Regions from separate parts of the Homo sapiens genome. Here region 1 is linked to region 2. A link is a loop called in an ENCODE intact Hi-C map of the cell type or tissue named here. Cell type or tissue: mammary epithelial cell. All regions are shown on one strand.

What was found. A loop is a pair of places that touch in the nucleus more often than their neighbours do. Peaks named below come from ENCODE experiments on the same cell type or tissue, not always from the same donor. Only the 100,000 strongest peaks of a DNase experiment are listed, where the experiment ranks them.
Region 1: a loop joins it to region 2, with 17 times the contacts of the local background. A loop is called at or near these places in 48 of 110 quality-filtered maps.

The regions. Positions count from the first base shown.
Region 1 is chr15:39,975,465-39,977,964 of GRCh38, forward strand. It overlaps EIF2AK4 (eukaryotic translation initiation factor 2 alpha kinase 4), which reads left to right. Exons shown (of 39, transcript NM_001013703.4): 12 at 950-1,380. Among named protein-coding and RNA genes, the nearest start is that of EIF2AK4, 43 kb to the left of the region's middle. In mammary epithelial cell, a CTCF peak has its summit at 1,418; no DNase peak of the experiment used is centred here; H3K4me3 peaks cover 564 bases; H3K27ac peaks cover 473 bases.
Region 2 is chr15:39,785,115-39,787,614 of GRCh38, forward strand. It overlaps LOC105370941 (a long non-coding RNA gene), which reads left to right. Exons shown (of 1, transcript NR_135665.1): 1 at 1-503. Among named protein-coding and RNA genes, the nearest start is that of FSIP1, 3.5 kb to the left of the region's middle. In mammary epithelial cell, a CTCF peak has its summit at 1,545 (motif pointing right); no DNase peak of the experiment used is centred here.

The sequences.
Region 1 (2,500 bases), 190 kb after region 2:
TCTCCTGCCACCCATGGCCACATGGCATTTGCTTTTCTAGAGTATATCATCACCTCAGTTGACCTGCACGGATGTGACTACAAGGTTTCAGTGAATAAGACTCTGTAAAAGTTACTTCAGTCACCCCAATTACATAGTGAAACTGCCTGGCATAAGGATGCCTCTATGTAGGATGGGAGGACTTGCCTTTGCAACGTTTTCTTGCTTTCTTATTATTTTACTGTGTTGTTAATTGTATTGTTCTGGTTTCAGTATACATCATCTTAGGTATATAACAAAATCAATGGGCAGTGATTGTGTTAATAGCAATTGCTGTTATTGACTAAGCTAAGCACCTTTCTCTGTGAGGCCTTGATACAAGTGCTTTACAGTCACCATTTGGGGTAGTGGAAATGGTATAAATGCCATTTTAAAGATAAGAAAATTGAGTCTCAAGGAAATTAAGTAATTTTCCCAAGTTCACACGGCTTTAGAAATCAAGGAATTAACCTTTGTGTTCAGGTCTGTTAATATTTTTGGTGTTTAATTTGTTTTTAGTGACTTTAAGTGTAAAAAAAAATCAGAGAGAAACTAAAATCATCTGAAACTTTACACTGACTTTAGAAAATAATTTTTAATCTTAAAATCAAGACACTTAGAAATTTAGATAGCAGATACATTGGAAAAGCAGGGAGGTAACTGTCAGTAAAATTAATTATTAAAATGGAGATTATGTTTTCCCCAGGGTCTCCCAGCAAGCTAAATATATCTAGAGTCGGGTGGGCTGTTTTCTGAATTTTGTGGCAGTCAAAGCTTTCTTCAGTTTAAGAATTTCAGGCATGTGGTTCTTGACTGTAGCTGTGGGACTCATTTAGAACTTCACGCTTTCCTTGGGAGGGGATGGGGTGCGGTGCAAATGCCTGTTTGTGCAAGGCTCCGAGCGGCTGACCTTCCCCTGGCTGTGCCGCAGGTGCAGAACAAGTTGGACGGCTGCTGCTACGCAGTGAAGCGCATCCCCATCAACCCGGCCAGCCGGCAGTTCCGCAGGATCAAGGGCGAAGTGACACTGCTGTCACGGCTGCACCATGAGAACATTGTGCGCTACTACAACGCCTGGATCGAGCGGCACGAGCGGCCGGCGGGACCGGGGACGCCGCCCCCGGACTCCGGGCCCCTGGCCAAGGATGACCGAGCTGCACGCGGGCAGCCGGCGAGCGACACAGACGGCCTGGACAGCGTAGAGGCCGCCGCGCCGCCACCCATCCTCAGCAGCTCGGTGGAGTGGAGCACTTCGGGCGAGCGCTCGGCCAGTGCCCGTTTCCCCGCCACCGGCCCGGGCTCCAGCGATGACGAGGACGACGACGAGGACGAGCACGGTGGCGTCTTCTCCCAGTCCTTCCTGTAAGCGCACGGCGCGGACCAGCTGCCTCTGATGCGCCCCCTAGTTTCCTTTCTTTATTTTTTTTTCCTTTTTCCTTTCATTTCCTTCCTTCCTTCTTTCCTTCTTTTCTTTCTTTCCTTTTTTGAGATAGGGTCTTGCTCTGTCACCCAGGCTGGAGGTCAGTGGCGCGTCCTTGGCTGCAACATCCGCCTCCCGGGCCAGCGAATGCCCCCCAACATTAATCCCCACCAAGTCCAAGCCAGGGAAAAGGGGATTCATTTAGAAATCCAGACGTGTTGACCATGTTTAAAAACAAAAACAAAAACAAAACAAAACCACCACTTTTAGAGAGTAACCAAATGCAATCTAAAGGAGCGGTCCCCAGCGTTTTTAGGCACCAGGGACTGGTTTCATAGAAGACAATTTTTCCACAGACGGGTGTTAGGGAAATAGTTTCGGGATGAAACTGTTCCACCTTACATCATCAGGCATTAGAGTCTCATAATGACTGCTGAAAAAGCGCACAACCTGGATCCCTCGTGTGCACAGTTCACAATAGTGTTTGCGCTCCTATGAGAATCTAATGCGGCTGCTGATCTGACAGGAGGTGGAGCTCAGGCCTTAATGCTTGCTCACCTCCGGCTGTGCGGCCCTAACAGGCAGTGGACCTGTACCTGTCCATGGCCTGGAGGTTTGGGACCCCTAATCTAAAGGATTTTTTTTCCCGCTATTTTCAAAAGATCTCCAAAATCCAAGCCATGGAAAAAGGAAAATTCAATACCTCATCTTATACATTGAATAGAATTTCTCATAGGACATTCCTTTGGATAAGGGCTTGCAACCCTGTGAAACATTTAAGAACTAATTTGGAGTCTTGATACAGTGCCAACTGCAGCCCCCAAAGGTACCAAACCAATAATTATGATCCTAAATTTTATGCTTCTCAGAATCCACCCTGGATGTTTACTTTCATGATTTTGTTTTATTTTATCCAAGTGGATACAGTTTATGATTACTCTTCACTATTAAATTTTTTGAGGAAACTTAATCTGGCTAATTTTTATTAAATCAAGGGTTCTGTGTTTTGCATAATAGCAAGTACAAATCAGCACAGTGTAGAGTATACATTGATGCCTGTGG
Region 2 (2,500 bases):
AACTGCACAGAGCATTAGAATCACCTGGGGAGACTTCATAAACTACACAACCAGGGGTGTACCTGAGATCAAATGAATCTAGGCCTTCTCAACTTTAATGTGCAGACAAATCACCGAGGAATCTTGTTAAAAATGCTGATTCAAAAAAAAAAATGTTGATTCAGTATCAGGTGAGACCTGAGACTAACAGGCTCCTAGATGATGCCAATGCTCCCCGTCCACCGACCGCTGTTTACCTAGCGGCAAGACGAGATCATTGCCAAGTGCCTGCACGGTTCTCATACACCATAAACGAAGGCCATTCTTTCCAGTTTTTAATTTGGTGACTAATAGTGTCCACTAAGAAAACAATACCTTCCCAATTTCTCGGGGGGGGAAGGGGCTGAACTAAGAAAAAGCGGACCTATGATTACTGCTGTTTTCATTTTTTTAACTGTTGTTTTTAAAATGCAACATAAGATGCATATAAAGCAAGTGAAAATAAAATTCGGGTTCCACGTAAACTTTGTGTCTCTTCACTGTTTGTAACCTTTCCAGACTAAGTCCCTATTGACTATATTTGCATAAAACTATTTATCTCATTTTGAATTGTTTTGTCTCTGTGTCACTCTCACGTGTTTATTTACCTCCTGCTGCTTCCATTTTGTAAACTGCCGAGAGGCTGTGTGTGCCTTAAGGGCCAGCTTTAATAAATTGCATTTGTTGTGTATTTGTTTTTAATTTCCCCAGATACTTCTGTGTCAGCTATTGCAGGTGACACCCTCAAAACAGCACGGGGATATAAGTCCGAGAGCACCAAATGTCTATACTGTGTTTTCTGCAGTTCCATTTTCAAAAATCGCAAACACATCCTGGAAAGTGTTGTGCCCTTCAAAGTCATTCATAAAAATTTCTTCTAGAGTCAAGATATTTGAAGCTAAAATTTCCCTGGTCTCATTCCAGGTTGGTGACATATGGCAGTGGCAGTGTTAGTTTCGGAGTTAGCTTTTGTTTTTGTTTGCAGTCTCTCCCTACTCTTGACATCCTCCTTCCGAGTGGAGTCAGATTTGAATGAATGAAAGCGAGCAAGAGCATTGTTTGCCATCTGGGCACCAACTACCATTTCAGCCTTGTTGCCCCGGTTGCCCTTTCCTCACCATAAACTTCAACCGAATGTAACAATATGGTAGGAGAGGGATCTCATTAAGCCTCATATCGTAGATTCTACACACTGGATTTTGTGTATAATAGCCATTCCTACTGGAGAGCAGATAATAGTGTTTACCACTGGATAGTTCCCATGTCCTGTGAATCTATGCTTAGTGTTATTGAAAAACTGCATTTACAAAGTGTTTCAGACTTGCCTTCCAAGCATCATTTCACTTCATTCATAACATTCTATGAGTCGGCACTAGTATTACCTGGATTTAGAGTTGAGAAGCAGAGCACCTAAAGGGTAAGTAATTGTCCCAAGGTCGTTGGGGAACTAACTGGCACCGGGATTCCAACCTAGGTTCCAAAGCCTGCCCTCCATCTCCTCAGGGGTCCGAATTCTAGAAGAGGAGATATTTGTGTCCACTAGATGGTGCTGATTGTCCTCTTAAAAAAAAAAATTGGCAGCCACTTTCAGAAACACGTTCCTTTGGATTTTAGGTGTAATTCAAGAAACCACTGAACTGAAGTATCTTGTATGTCTGAATTGTGCCTGGATGCATCTTTAAATAGCCACCCAAATAGGAAAAGTGAAAATTTGATCTCAAAAAAACTGCATTTTTTAAAATGTTAGTACCTATAAATAATATCAAAAAACCATGGTGACTTTGAGACTCTGAAAATTCTCATACATCTGTATTTACATTAAATCAGTAGACTTAAGAAGAAATACATGTTTTATTCCATGTACCCCTTTTATACCAACTGTACTCCCTCCAGCATCTCCCAATCCTGCTTGGCCACAATGCCATCCATGCCAGCAAGGGTCATGAACAGGGAAGTAAATAAAGCCTGAAAAAAACAACAATCAGATTCTGGAACAGGTAACACTTTTTTCTTTTTCTTTTTTTTTTTTTTTTTTGAGATAAAGTCATGCTCTTTCACCCAGGCTGGAGTGCAGTAGCACAATGATCATGGCTCACTGCAGCCTCAACTTCCCAGGTTCAAGCAACCTCCCACCTCAGCCTCATGAGTAGCTGGGACTACAGGCATGCAACACCATGCCCGGTTGAATTTTTTTTTTTTTTTTTGTAGAGGTGAGGTCTCCCTATGTTGCCCAGGCTTAATGCTATTATTATTGAAAGTAAAATACATGTTAAGTATATGTTTCATATGTGCTTAGTACCTTATTTTAGTACATTTTTTAGAACTTAAAAGCTGTGAAATAAACCCGATTCAAATGGGTTGTCAGATTTTGTTGTTGAGAAGGATCAGTTCAGGTGTTATTTAAAATATTGATTCTAGTCCCTATTACATGATTCAGTGGGTCTGGAATGCAGACCAGGAATCTGCATTTTTAACAAGTCCC